4 separate regions of the Homo sapiens genome follow, and all the other regions are linked to region 1. The links are chromatin contacts, found by Hi-C or POLR2A ChIA-PET in ENCODE. All regions are on one chromosome and are shown on one strand. Each heading gives the region's core, a stretch centred on a gene start or an enhancer-like site at or near the end of the contact. The rest is flanking DNA. Distances are from core to core; before and after follow the strand shown. Region 1 holds the start of BAG6 (BAG cochaperone 6). Region 2 holds the start of GTF2H4 (general transcription factor IIH subunit 4). Region 3 holds the start of PPP1R18 (protein phosphatase 1 regulatory subunit 18). Region 4 holds the start of MDC1 (mediator of DNA damage checkpoint 1).

What was found. Hi-C counts contacts between places; a loop is a spot of excess contacts on that map. ChIA-PET counts read pairs that join two places held with the same protein, here RNA polymerase II (POLR2A). Pooled maps may share reads with other maps.
Region 2: a pooled map shows a loop between it and region 1 (10-fold over the local background). The contact joins the promoter of GTF2H4 here to the promoter of BAG6 in region 1. A Hi-C loop is called at or near these places in 1 of 37 single-sample maps with no recorded cell type and 6 of 50 pooled maps. POLR2A ChIA-PET finds 5 or more read pairs at or near these places in 1 of 52 experiments (B cell).
Region 3: a loop to region 1 is called in a pooled map, with 5 times the contacts of the local background. The contact joins the promoter of PPP1R18 here to the promoter of BAG6 in region 1. A Hi-C loop is called at or near these places in 1 of 37 single-sample maps with no recorded cell type and 6 of 50 pooled maps. POLR2A ChIA-PET finds 5 or more read pairs at or near these places in 2 of 52 experiments (Panc1 and activated T-cell).
Region 4: a map with no recorded cell type shows a loop between it and region 1 (12-fold over the local background). The contact joins the promoter of MDC1 here to the promoter of BAG6 in region 1. A Hi-C loop is called at or near these places in 1 of 168 maps with a recorded cell type or tissue (natural killer cell), 3 of 37 single-sample maps with no recorded cell type and 12 of 50 pooled maps. POLR2A ChIA-PET finds 5 or more read pairs at or near these places in 1 of 52 experiments (B cell).

What each region holds. Positions count from the first base shown.
Region 1 is chr6:31,651,054-31,654,470 of GRCh38, reverse strand. It overlaps BAG6 (BAG cochaperone 6), which reads left to right and starts at 1,810. Exons shown (of 26, transcript NM_001387994.1): 1 at 1,810-2,047; 2 at 2,695-2,815. The coding sequence starts at 2,708. It also overlaps a transcript of APOM not described here. RefSeq lists enhancers at 1,202-1,781, 1,782-2,361, 2,362-2,941.
Region 2 is chr6:30,905,770-30,909,456 of GRCh38, reverse strand. It overlaps GTF2H4 (general transcription factor IIH subunit 4), which reads right to left and starts at 1,250. Exons shown (of 14, transcript NM_001517.5): 1 at 1,054-1,250; 2 at 284-423; 3 at 1-22. The coding sequence starts at 420.
Region 3 is chr6:30,684,825-30,688,305 of GRCh38, reverse strand. PPP1R18 (protein phosphatase 1 regulatory subunit 18) reads left to right here and starts at 1,661. Exons shown (of 3, transcript NM_133471.4): 1 at 1,661-3,481. The coding sequence starts at 2,288. It overlaps NRM (nurim), which reads left to right. Exons shown (of 4, transcript NM_001384369.1): 4 at 1-257.
Region 4 is chr6:30,715,168-30,718,564 of GRCh38, reverse strand. It overlaps MDC1 (mediator of DNA damage checkpoint 1), which reads left to right and starts at 1,284. Exons shown (of 15, transcript NM_014641.3): 1 at 1,284-1,320; 2 at 3,387-3,397. The coding sequence starts at 3,390. RefSeq lists enhancers at 392-1,139, 1,888-2,635.

The sequences.
Region 1 (3,417 bases), core at 561-3,060:
AGCAGTCGGCCCACCTTAGCCTCCTAAAGTGTTGGGATTACAGGCATGAGCCACCACACCTAGCTTGATAAATTTATATCCCATGGACTGCCACAAAAAATTTGCCGAGGGCTGAGGCTTGCGATTTAGTTAAAAAACAAACAAAATTTGGGTGACCAGTATATTAGAGTTTATTAATACTGTTCTATTTTGGTGTAATGTTTGAATTTTTTTTTTTTTTTTTTTGAGATGGGAGTCTCGTTCTGTTGCCCAAGCTGGAGTGCAGTGGCGCGATCTTGGCTCACTGCAATCTCCACCTCCCGGGTTCAAAGCAATTCTCTGCCTCAGCCTCCCAAGTAGCTGGGATTACAGGCGCCCGCCACCACGCCAGGCTAATTTTTGTATTTTTAGTAGAGATGGGGTTTCACCATTTTGGCCAGGCTGGTCTTGAACTCCTGACCTCGTGATCCACCCGCCTCATCCTCCCAAGTGTGAGTCACTGCGCCCGGCCGAAAATTTTTGTAATAAAAAGCTAAAATGTGGTTAGGCACAGTAGCTCACACCTATAATCCCAGCACTTTGGGAGGCCAAGTCTGCAAGACCAGGCTGGGCAACATAGCAAGACCCCATCTCTATAAAAATAAAATTAGCCAGGTGTGGTGGTGTGCATCTGTGGTCCCTACTAGGGAGGCTGAGGTGGGAAGATCGGTTGGGCTCGGGAGGCAGAGGCTACAGTGAGTTGTGATTGCGCCACTGCACTCCAGCCTGGGCGACAAAGCGAGACCCTCTCTCAAAAAAATAAGCTAAAATGTTAACAGCTTTTTATTGGGGCAGTAAAGTACAAGTGCTCGATCTGGAGTCCTGTAGGCCTGGATTTGTCAATTCTGACACTTATGTTCGTCTAAGTGTACTCACTTAAAAAATGTTAAAAGCTCGTTAAAAGGCTTTTTAAAATAATACACAAAACCCGTAGTATATGGGCTGGCACAAGTGCTCATTAAACAGCTGCTTATTAGAACTCTTAACTAAAATATAACCAGGACCTGGGTATAAACTACGAATCCCAGAAAGGTTGGACACCCCAACAGCGATGTGTCTTTCTGGAGGACTCGCAGTTTCGCGGGGCCGAGGCCCTTGGCCCAGGGCAGGTTAAGAGAAGAGGGCACGGAGAGGCGGTAATGCCTCCACCCCCGGCCTTCGGAAGCACGCTGGCCGGCCTTTAAATTCCCCACGGTCAGGGTCTTGTCTTTCTGTCCACTCGGACTCCATTTGCTCCCAATTCTCAAACTCGGAAGCGCCTCTTTTCTTGACAAGTCGTGCAACTTAGTAGCACGTTTACTTTTCCTAAAACGTGTCATGTCCCCTTGGCCACACACCGACGAATGTGACGCCCACAGCCCTTAAAACGCCCACCCGGCAGAACCGAAATCTAGCCCAACCAAGCAACCGAGAACAAAATTGACCAGTGCCGCCCCCAAACGCCTACTGAAAGAGTAACTTCCGGAGGCACAGAAGAAAGGGCGCAGCGAGGGCAATAGGGTGGAGAAGAGTTTTAGCTGGCTAGGACAGTGCCGCCTGAAATTATCAGCCTGCCAAGATTTAAACATAGATGAATGTGGCATAATCCCCCATCTCCAAAGTCCAAGGTCCATACGACCGTCCATAGCCCCTCTCGAGGCAGTGGTAGAGTCCCAGCTGGTGACTGTTTTTCAGGCATTTACGGTAGCCACCTCAATCTTCTAGCGCTCAAGCGCGCGCACAGACGTGAACGCCGCCAGAGGGGGGAGGGGGTGGGGCGATGCTTAAGTGTCCACGCATCCGTAGTGCGACGCACGCAGGCGTAGTACGGTCCCCCGGGCGACAGCGGTGGCGGCTCCTCGGGGTGCTCGGCTCCCTCCCACCTAGGCCGGCCCCGGCCCGACTCGCCCTCAGAAACTCACTGTTTGGGGCTGCGGACTTTCTCGTCGTGCCCCACAAAAGTAAAGCTTGGGGACCTGGGGGGAGCCGGAAGTATCGCTTCGAGATCCCCAAATACTATCGGGGAAACGGAAGTGGCCGTCGGTGGCAGGTTTGGGGGAGACCGGAAGTGACGGTCCGTGGGGAAGTCGGGGGCGGAGCCGCGGGGTGGTGGGTGTGTGTGTGTGTGTGTGTGTGTGTGTGTGTGTGTGTGTTTGGCTGTGGGTTAGTTGTGCCGTTCTGCTGGAACACCGTGGGAAGGCAGTAGACGCGGGCAGTCAGCTAGCAGGTCTGTCGCCCCGTGAGTGCCGTTTCGGGTCTATAGTGAGTTAGGAGGGTTCGATGGGCGTGGCGCGCGTGCGCGAAACCACTTTCTCCGCAGAGTGTGGGGCGACCACCGCTTTCGCGTTGTCCCAGGATTTTCCGACCTCTGGGGCGCTTGTCCTGCCGTGACCGGTGATGACACTAGTCTCTGGTCTCGTGCTTCCTTCCTAATCTGACTGGCTCCCTGCTTATTGTGATTGGCGTCGTGGAGCCCCTCCCACCTCTCGTCCTCCAGCTCCCTAAGCCGTCGATCTCCTGCCCTTTGTGTTTCTCTCCCTGTGCCCCGGAATCAGAAGGGGGATGGGGACAGGTGTGAATGTGTGTGTGTGCAGGAGAAACTTTTTAGGTATTGGGGCAGGGATTAATGCTAGGGAGTCTTTCGGGTACACTCTGGTCTGGGCAACAGCGGGCCTTCCTTCCTTCGTTCTTCTTTAGAGACCTGTCGGCCATGGAGCCTAATGATAGTACCAGTACCGCTGTGGAGGAGCCTGACAGCTTGGAGGTGTTGGTGAAGACCTTGGACTCTCAAACTCGTACCTTTATTGTGGGGGCCCAGGTGAGACACCTCACTAGTTCTGGAAGACACCTTTAGCTTTTCCTCGTTTAGGCCCCTTAGCCTGAGAGATGAGCTTGATTTTCTGGTCACCAGATTTTCTTTTTTTTTCTTTTTTTTGAGATGGAGTCACGCCCTGTCTTCCAGGCTGGAGTGCAGTGGCGCGATCTCGACTCACTGAAACTTCCACCTCTTGGGTTCAAGCGATTTTCCTATCTCAGCCTCCTGAGTAGCTGGGATTATAGGCGTGTGCCACTATACCCAGCTGATTTTTGTATTTTTAGTAGAGACGGGGTTTCACCATGTTGGTCAGGCTGGTCTCGAACTCCTTACCTCAGGTGATGTGCCCTCCTCGGCCTCCCAAAGTGCTGGTATTACAGGCATGAGCCACCGCACCTGGCCTCAGATTTTATTTTTATTGATCCCTTTGTTCGTATTCCAGTAGAACGTTTTCTGATGTTTTGTGAGTGAGGCTGATTTTGTTCTGTCCTCCACATGGATAGAACTTAATGCAGAGGGAAATACAGAGGAAGGAAGAATCTGTGTGTCATCATCATGGGTGGACCCCAACCCAAAGGGACAGGCATGGCTCTGGCCTTTGGGAA
Region 2 (3,687 bases), core at 1-2,500, 740 kb after region 1:
CTTAGCCAAGGATGGGAGCTCCCTGTACAGGAACAGAGGTCAAAGGTTAGTATCAGAAGCTGCATTGTATCTGCATCTCTGCCCTCAATTACCTCTCAAACATCTCATCTCACTCCAGCACAACTTTACCAGTCCTGCTGTTTTGGCCTCCACACTTTAGAGCAATTTCCAACCCTTGCCCCCAGTCCCCACCCCGACTCCAGGCTGCTACACTTTTACCTATGATATTTTATTCCACTCCGCAGACCCCATTACATTTCCCTGCCATGAAGGGGCTTCTCACCTGAAGACAGCCAGACATGTGGCAGGGTGCCCATACAATCGGTCCAATACCCCAGGGCTCAGGCCCCCTAAGAATTCCTGCAGATTCCTGCATTGTAGGTGTACTCGGTTCAGTCCCCTTGAAGGGGTGCTCTCCATCACCTGAGGAATGCAAACGTCAGAAGTGCAACCTCACCATCCATGCCAGTGTCACCCCTGACCTTTCTAACTGATTCCAGATCCATCAGTCCCCACAATAACCCCACCTTTTCTGTGGTCTCCTTTCCCATGTCACTCATCTCCTCTGGTTTCTCCCAAACCTGACCAATCTCCCTCCCTTTCTTGCCTCCTCACCCTATTTCTGCCCTTCAACTCCAGTCTTCCCTCAATTACCAAGTGACAGAATTGTTAACTGTCCAGTGTTTGCAAGATCATTTTGTATTTCAATGACTTGTCTCATCTTTGGCTAAACAGGGACAAAGAAAATTGAGCCCACACCTCTCTCTTCCATCCCATCCTGGTCAGACCAGTCTACAAGCTCCAAATCTGCCCGTCCTTCCTATCTTCTATCTCTTAGCCCACTTCTGCTAAGTACGGCGGTAACCTCTCCCCTCCATGCTTCCCAAATCTAAAGCCACCTCTTTTCCCTTCCCAAGTCTACTTCACGTCATTCACCCTGACCCACGCCTTCCGATCTCCTAGCTTCTCCCTGCCTTCCTCTCACTCTTCGCCTCCCACTCACCTCTCTCTCTCTCATACCTCTGCCACTCCCGCCCTCCTAGGTCCCCTCACCACTCTGTCGATCCTCCTCGCGCACCCCGAGTCTCGGGCCGTCGCTTAATCGGAGCCAAAGTCTCGCATTGGCTCCTGGAGATTGAGGGAAAGATGGTGAAAAAATGCGAGGAAAAGATGGGGAAAGCAAAGAAAGATTTCACAGGCAAGAGCCCAGAATGGAGAATTCAGAAGAGAAGGGAGGTAAGGGGAGGAGTGGAAAAGTGAAGAGGATGAGAATAGACGCTGCACTCTCCGGGCGCGGGGGATGCTGGGAATTGGAGTCTTGCCTTTGCTCTCCTTAGAGCCGGCTGAAGCGCGTCTGACTACAAATCCCGAAAGGCACCGTGGGGAAGCCGAAAGGAGAGGAGCTGGCTTTTAATTGAGCGAGGGGAGACACCAGAAGCTGGACCAGTTGGTTCCGCGAAGGCAGAACCAACTCCGCCCACGCTGCTAACGGCGCGTGTAACCGGCTGGAGCGGGAGGCGGGTCCGGGAAAGTAGAAGTGCCTGGAGGGCTTCCTTGCGGAGGCGCGCTCTGGCGACTTGGTGGTGAGCCGAGTGAGCACAATTACTCCCCATAAAATTGGGATAATACACACTCCAGGCCGGGCGCGGTGACTCACGCCTGTAATCCTAGCACTTTGGGAGGCCGAGGCGGCGAATCACCCGAGGTCAGGAGTTCGAGACCATCCTGGCCAACATGGTGAAACCCCCGTCTTTACTAAAAATACAAAAATTAGCCGGGCGTGGTGGTGGGCACCTGTAATCCCAGCTACTCTGGAGGCTGAGGCAGGTGAATCGCTTGAACCCTGGAGGCGGAGTTGCAGTGAGCCAGGACCATGCCATTACACGCCAGCCTGGGCGACAAGAGTGAAACTCCGTCTCAAAAAAAAAGAAAAGGAAAGAAAAGAAAGAAAGCGTACACACTCTGGGCGGTTTCCACGAGTTAACGATTAACACGATCCAGTGCACCTTACTTGACCCTAAGTACTCAGTAAATCTTAATTTCTGCCTCCACCACTCCTCAAACCGTTTACTTAGAAGACCCAGATAAATACAGTTTTTAAGACACCAACTATTTGCTCTGATTTGATTTATGAACCTACTACAAAAGTGGAGGTCTTCACCCAAACCCAGAACTACACGTTTCCCCAAATTCCTATATGCAAATTTTGTTATTCCCACCTTATAGACTGGAAGACTGGAGCCCGGCAAGATTAAGAAATTTGCCTGCAGCCTGGCGAGGTGGCTCAGAGCTGTGACCCCCAGCTACTTGGGAGGCTGAGGCAGGAGGATCGCTTGAGACTAGGAGTTTGAGGCTACAGTGAGCTATGATCGCACCAGCCTGGGTGACAGAGGGAGACCCCCATTTCTCTCTCTCTTTTTTTTTTTTTTTTGAAACGGAGTCTCTCACTCTGTCACCCAGGCTGGAGTGCAGTTGCATGATCTCAGCTCACGGCAACCTCAGCCTCCCGGGTTCAAGCGATTCTCTTACCTCAGCCTCCCAAGTAGCTGGGACTACAGGTGTGTGCCACCACGCCCGGCTAATTCTGGTATTTTTAGTAGAGATAGGGTTTCAACATGTTGGCCAGGCTAGTCTCAAACTCCTGACCTCAGGTGACCCACCTGCCTCAGCTTCCCAAAGTGTTGGGATTACAGGCATGAGCCACTGAGCCCAACCTGAGATGCCCATCTCTAAAAAAAAAAAAATTAAAAAAAAAATCCCTACAATCAGACAGGAAGTGCCCAAGCTGGGATTTGAAGCACATTTGCAAGCAACCAGGGATCAAAATGGTAATGACTATGCAAGACTTTTTATACTTTGTAGCCCACCCATGTTTTCTGTTGTCCCTGTCTTTTTAGCAATTAATGTTTTAAAATCTTCAAAGAAAAGCTAAAAATTGACAGAGCTTCTTTATGGCAAACTTTAGGTAAGGTTGAAAGACAATTTACAATCTAGGAAGAAATGGTTGATGAAATAAACAAAATACAAAAAGCTGTTACAAAGCAATAAGAAAAAGAAACATAATAGAAAGATTGGGACAGACCACTGCTTACTAGTTAGCCCTGCTCAGCAAGGAGCAGCTTAAAAAAAAAAAAAGAAGAAGAAAAGAAAAAGAAAAGAAAGAGGCCTGGCGGGGTGGCTCAGGCCTGTAATCCCAACACTTTGGGAGGCCAAAGAAGGTGGATCATTTTAGCTCAGGAGTTCCAGACCAGCCTGGGCATTATACAGAAACTCTATCGCTACAAAAACAAAACAAAACAAAAATTAGCTAGGTGTAGTGGTGTGCTCTCCTGCGGTCCCAGCTGCTCAAGAGGCTGAGGTAGAAGGATCACTTGGGCCCAGGAGATTGAGGCTGCAGTGAGCAATGATAGCACCACTGCACTCCAGCCTGAGCAACAGTGTGAGACCCTGTCCCAAAAGGAGAGGGGAAGAGAGGAGAGGACAGGGGAGAACTGGAGAGGGGAGAATTGGGGAGGGGAGAGGAAGGGAGGGTTAGGGAGGGGGAAAGAAGGAAAGAGAAAGAAAGATTGGCCAAAGCAAAAAGAAAGTTAAACAGAATATCAGAAATGTTTCAAAAATCAAAAAATTGGCTGGGCACGGTGGCTCACGCCTGTAATCCCGACACTTTGGGAGGCCGAGGTGGGTGGA
Region 3 (3,481 bases), core at 412-2,911, 970 kb after region 1:
CCCTTCTGCACCGCTGGCTTCCACTCCAAGAAGGTGGACCAGGGTCTGCAAGTTCAACGGTCATAGCTGTCCCTCCAGGCCCCAACCTTGCCTCACCACTCCCGGCCCTAGTCTCTGCACCTCCTTAGGCCCTGCCTCTGGGCTCAGACCCCAACCTAGTCAAGGGGATTCTCCTGCTCTTAACTCGATGACTTGGGGCTCCCTGCTCTCCCGAGGAAGATGCTCTGCAGGAAAATAAAAGTCAGCCTTTTTCTACATATGGCATGCAGTCTGTCAGTGTCTCCCAAGCTACAGGGCTGAGTTTGGGAAAGAAAGCCAGAGGGAGCCTGGGAGCACCGAACTGGAGTCTGGGCAGCCACCACGCCCTCTGGCAACCGCTGGGGTTCGGCCACCCCCGCAGACCCGCCCCCACTTTGCCAGAGCGGCCGGGTCCCCATTCCCATTCCTTCAAATCCCCTTTTTCCCGGCAGCCGACCTGTAGACCCAAGGGAGACAGGTTGAAGCTAGAAAGAGTCGGGGCAGCAGCTCTGGTAGGGGAGGGAGCATCCAAAACCTCTGGCTTCTGAGCGCCTCTCCTGCCGCCCATCCACAAAGCCCCCCACAGCCTGGCGGCTGCCCTCGACCCCGCAAAACAAAGGACTTCAGAGGCTGGACCTACAGACCCAGATGAGAAGGCAAAAGCGTAGGGAGGAGCGGCAGGAGATGGGAAGGGCGGGCCCCGCTCGGAGCAGCTGCCGCTTCCTCCCAAAGTCCCACGAGGGGCCTGAGTCACGGGCCACCGCCCTGGGTCGGCGAGCTGGGGGAAGGGATCTGGACACCTGGCGTGTCCGGGCGGGAAGCTGGTGAGGGCCCCTGGGGACAGAGCGGAGGACCAGTGGTTGGGGCGAGAAGAGGGCAGTCCCGCAGCGAGTCCCACGCGGGGTGGGAGGGATCTAGGCCCCGCCCTCTCCTCGGCTCCGCCCTGCGCCCCCTTCCCTCTCCTCATTGTCCTTAGACAAAGCGGTCGCCGCCCCCGCCCGGCCCCCTGGTCTCTGTCTCCGTCCCTCCTCCTTTGCTGCCTCTTTCCCTCCTCCTCTCCCTCCCTCCTCCCCTCCCTCCAGTCTCCGGATCTCCCTCGGTCCCTCTCTCCTCCTCTTCCTCTCTCTGGACGCCCGGCTCCTCCGCACCCCCTCCCCCGGGGGTCCCGCGGCCTGTGAGTTGACTGAGGGGCTCAGACTTGGGGAGTGGGTGTCTCCTCGCCCCTGTCCTTGCTCCCGTCCCTGGCCCGGACCTTGGCTGTCTCCTCTTTGTGCCGAGATTGTCAGTCTGTGCGGCTACAGCGGGGTGGAGACGGCCGGCTCTGTCACGGCTTCATGAGAGCGGGGACGGGGCGCAGGACTTGCAGGCGCCGGGGAGAAGAGACATGGAGCCGGCCCTTGGCACTCTGGGGTCGCGTGGGGCAGTCGGTGGGGGAGGCAGGCGGTGGTGACAGGACAGGGTGGGGGTGGACGCCAGGGTTCTGGGAACGCGCTGGCAGCCCTGACGCCCGGGTTCCGAAAGTCTCGGGGGTGGCTATTTCCCCCGACCCGCCTCGGGGGCGGAGTGCGGGGCAGAGGGGTGGGGGCTGGGGAGAGGCGTGGCCCGAGCGGTGCTGGAAGCGGAGCCGGGACCTTTGGGGCCCGCGCTGAGACGCGCCCGGCTGCTGCCGCCGCCCTCCTTTCCCCTCTTCCCTGGTTTCCCTTCTCCTCTAGACCTGTTCGCTCTCCGCCCCTCCTTGCCTCCCCAACACCCCCTCAGGTCCCGTTGCCTCCTGGTCCTTTCAGGGATTCCTGGTCCTTCCTTCCCACACTAGCCTCCCTGGGGTATCGCTGAGGCAGCCTGGCCTGCACCCAGGTTCCCCTCACCCCTGCCACATTTCTCTCTTCTCCCTCACGCCAACTTTCCTTTTCGCCCTTCTCTCTCTTTCTCACATCCTAGAGACGGTCTTTAATACGCATTAACCCTGTGCTGCCACATCTGGCTCCTGCCCTCATTGCCTCCAATCCGGACTCTTCCTCTCACATCACCCCCACCACCCCCAACTTGGGCTCACAACTTCTCTTCACTTTTTCCATTTCCCCAGTTCTCTGCCTTCCGTCTTTCCCTCTGTCCTCATCCTTAGCCCCTCTGCCCTGCTTTGTGTCCCACCTCTCCCCCTCCACTTCCTCTCCTCCCACCCTCAGTCTCACCCCCGGGCTGTCTCACTCTCTGGAGCCTCTCCTTCCTGTTCTCTGTCCCCAGTGCTCCCTACCCTCACCTCAAGACGACCATGGCCACCATCCCAGACTGGAAGCTACAGCTGCTAGCCCGGCGCCGGCAGGAGGAGGCGTCCGTTCGAGGCCGAGAGAAAGCAGAACGGGAGCGCCTGTCCCAGATGCCAGCCTGGAAACGAGGGCTCCTGGAGCGCCGCCGGGCCAAGCTTGGGCTGTCCCCTGGGGAGCCTAGCCCTGTGCTAGGGACTGTAGAGGCTGGACCTCCAGACCCGGATGAGTCTGCGGTCCTTCTGGAGGCCATCGGGCCAGTGCACCAGAACCGATTCATCCGGCAGGAGCGGCAGCAGCAGCAGCAGCAACAACAACGGAGTGAAGAGCTGCTAGCAGAGAGAAAGCCTGGGCCTCTGGAGGCCCGGGAGCGGAGACCCAGCCCTGGGGAGATGCGGGATCAGAGCCCCAAGGGAAGAGAGTCAAGAGAAGAGAGACTAAGTCCGAGGGAGACCAGAGAGAGGAGGCTGGGGATAGGGGGAGCCCAAGAGTTGAGCCTGAGGCCTCTGGAGGCTCGGGACTGGAGGCAAAGCCCAGGAGAGGTGGGAGACAGGAGCTCCCGACTGTCAGAGGCATGGAAATGGAGGCTGAGTCCTGGAGAAACTCCAGAGCGGAGTCTGAGACTAGCAGAGTCTCGAGAGCAAAGCCCCAGGAGAAAAGAGGTGGAAAGTAGACTGAGCCCAGGGGAATCTGCCTACCAGAAGTTGGGCCTGACAGAGGCCCATAAATGGAGACCTGACTCCAGAGAGTCTCAGGAACAGAGTTTGGTACAACTGGAGGCAACAGAGTGGAGGCTGAGGTCAGGAGAAGAAAGACAAGACTACTCGGAAGAATGTGGGAGAAAAGAAGAGTGGCCAGTTCCAGGGGTAGCTCCAAAAGAGACTGCAGAGCTGTCCGAGACCCTGACAAGGGAGGCCCAAGGCAACAGTTCCGCAGGAGTGGAGGCAGCAGAGCAGAGGCCTGTGGAAGATGGCGAGAGGGGCATGAAGCCAACAGAAGGGTGGAAATGGACCCTGAACTCCGGGAAGGCTCGAGAATGGACACCCAGGGACATAGAGGCTCAAACTCAGAAACCAGAACCTCCAGAGTCAGCAGAGAAGCTTCTGGAATCTCCCGGTGTGGAGGCTGGAGAAGGGGAGGCTGAGAAGGAGGAGGCGGGGGCTCAGGGCAGGCCTCTGAGAGCCCTGCAGAACTGCTGCTCT
Region 4 (3,397 bases), core at 35-2,534, 940 kb after region 1:
CCAGGCGGGAGAATCACCTGAGGTCCGGAGTTTGAGACCAGACTGACCAACATGGAGAAACCCCGTCTCTACTAAAAATACAAAATTAGCCGGGCGTGGTAGCGCATGCCTGTAATCCCAGCTACTCGGGAGGCTGAGACAGGAGAATTGCTTGAACCCAGAAGGCGGAGGTTGCGGTGAGTCGAGATCGCGCCATTGCACTCCAGCCTAGGCAACAAGAGCGAAAGTCCGTCTCAAAAAATAAAATATAGATGGCCGCATGCGGTGGTTTACGCCTGTAATCCCACCACTTTGAGAGGCCGAGGCGGGCGGATCACCTGAGGTCAGAAGTTCGAGACCAGCCTGACCAACATGGAGAAACCACGTCTCTACTAAAAATACAAAAATAAGCTGGGCGTGGTGGCGCATGCCTGTAATCCCAGCTACTTGGGAGGTTGAGGCAGGAGAATCGCTTGAACCTGGGAGGCAGAGGTTGCGGTGAGTCGAGATCGCGCCATTGCACTCCAGCCTGGGCAACAAGAGCAAAACTCCATCTCAAAAAATAGATAAATTAGTTAATTAAAAAATAAAAATAAATGATTTTATGATCCTTCCCTCGCCCCTCGAAAGGTGGGGACAGCCTTTAAGACAGAGAGCAAACCAGTTTTCTCTGTTCGACTACAGATCTTTAGGATCTTGGATTTAAGAAAATGACCTCAAAATGTCCGTCAGAGACGTATTCCCAGGAAGAAAGATATTACTTCTACTACAAACCAAATCAAAAGGAAATGAAATTCCAATGCAACAGGAGTGAACTGCCACGCCTACGGGCTGTTCTCCAAACTGCAGCCTCCAGCCACGACTGCAACGCGCAACCCACTTTCATTTCTCATGAGTCAGCGGACACCATGTCTAGGAGGACCGAGGAAAGGCGCTCTGGCCTTACCAGACACGTCGGACGTCTATGACACAGCCCCTCTATCCGTTGCCGGCAGCTGGCGCCAGACTCTCTGGTCGCGGTTTGGAACTGCGCGGGAAGTGGGTGGTGGGCGGGCAAGCGGTAGTGGGTTGTCCCTTGGAGCTGCCCAATCGACGTGCATTATTCTGTTGGCGCACGGCGGCCTTCAATTACCGTCTCATTAACTGATCTCAGCAGCCTGGGAGACACCACCTATTTGAACTCTAAGGGGGCGGGGCTTTGGGTGTGCCTCCGCTCGACTGGCTGCGGTTGTGAAAGACAGCGGCAGAAGCCAATCAGCAAATAAGCTCTTTTTCGGCACACGCAGTCGCTCCACCTGGGTCGCGACCGTTACTGGTGGCGCGCGCGGGGACTTAAAGTAGGTGAGTTCTAGGGGCCTGGCCCACGGCTCCCCGGGAGCCATCTTGGTTCCCCCAGAAGGCGGGAGGGGCGTACCTTGGGTGCGACTGGGCGGAGGTGACTTGGAAGTTCGCTTCTCGGACTGTAATACTCATCCTTACCTGGCGCCCCGCTCCGAGTTTAGGTATGAAGACACAGGGAGACGTCGGGCCACAAGGGAACCCACTGAGGTGGGGACCAAAGATGGTGGCTCTTTGAATTGGAGCCAAGCGTGGTGGGCACCCGCTGAGTTGGCCTGTCATAAAGACGGAGTTGACACTTTATCCATGGGGCATCCTACTTTCCCTACCTGTCAACAGTTTCCCTCTAGAGTGGCATATTTTCAGGTGAATTCCATTTATGCTATTTTCTTTCCATCTCATTTGTTCCTTCATCAGTAGGCTCGGTGATGAGCCTTCCCGAGGGCAGGGTCGATTTCATGTTTGGTTCACAGATGTATACCAAATACTTCAAACAGGTATACCATAACCATTGAATGAATATGATGGACCCTAGGGGAAAGACACGGTTCCCCTAATCCAGTCCTGGAGGTGGGTGAGTGTGAAGGCAGAAATGGAAAGTAATGGTTACAATATAGCGAGAGATCTTAGAGTAAGCACAAATCCATTGACCACTGTGGAACAGGCAGGATACACCAGGAACACGAGAAGGCAGGGAACACGCCAGGAAAGGGTTTGCTGAGAAAGTGACATTTGAGGCCGGGCGCGGTTGCTCACTGCTGTAATCCCAACACTTTGGGTGGCCAAGGTGGGCGGATCACCTGAGGTCAGGAGCTCGAGACCGTGGTGAAACCCCGTCTCTACTAAAAATACAAAAATTAGCCAGGCGTGATGCCGGGCGCCTGTAATCCCAGCTGCTCGGGAGGCTGAGGCAGGAGAATCGCTTGAAGCCTGGAGGCAGAGGTTGCAGTGAGCCAAGATAGCACCACTGCAGTCCAGCCTGGACGACAGAGCGAGATTCCATCTCAAAAAAAAAAAAAAGAAAGAAAGTGACATTTGAACTGAATCTTAAAGGATGGTAGAAGTTGGACCAGAAAACTAGGTGGGAAAAAGCCAAGGAATTGGGCTAAGGCATGAAGATGTGGGAAGACAAGAACAGTGTGTTCGAAGACTGGGGAAAATGTCTGGCTGAACCATAGGCTTTTGCGGGCGAGGGGTAGGCGTTACAAGATGTGAAGTTCAGATCATGGAGGGTCTCGCTAAGGAGTTTAGATTTTATTCTGTGTGCACGAAAAACCATCAAGATTTTAGAGGAGAGACATCTGAGTGATTTGGGGCAAGTCTTAACCTTATATATGCTTATGTATGTTTCAAGGAGATCTGAAAATCTTAACCCAGCTATGTTGCAGTTTCTTTATCTGAAGAAATGGAAGATAGTAATACTACTTTACAAGGTTCTTGTGAAGATTAAATGAGTCAGAGTCGATATAAAGTAATTAGAACAGTGCTTGACACATAGGAAGCTTCTATATATGTCATCTTTTATTATCATTTTTTGCAGTTGCATCTGATCAAACTGAGGTGGTCTGGTAAAAGTATAAAAAGCATGGGCTAAAAAAGAAAGAAAAACAACGGGGCGCAGTGGCTCACGCCTGTAATCCCAGCACTTTGGGAGGCCAAGGTGGGCGGATCACCCAAGGTCAAGAGTTCGAGTCCACCCTGGCCAATATGGCAAAACCCCATCTCTTCTAAAAATACAAAAATTAGCCAGGCATGGTGGCAGGTGCCTGTAATCTCAGCTACTTGGGAGGCTGAGGTGAGAGAATTGCTTGAAACCCGGGAGGCAGAGGTTGCCGTGGGCCCAAGATCTTACCACTGCATGCCAGCCTGGGGAGCAGAACGAGACTCCATCACAAAAAAGAAAAAAATGTTTTAAGTGCTTCAGAAGGTTAACAACAGAAAGATTGGTGGAAAGAGAAGCATCAACGTTCATAATGATCCAGTTTACCCCCTAGTTTTCAGTCTGATAACTCTGATGCTGTTTGTGTGAACCAATAATGAGGATAATTGATAATGTGTATCCTTCCCAGATCATGGAGGA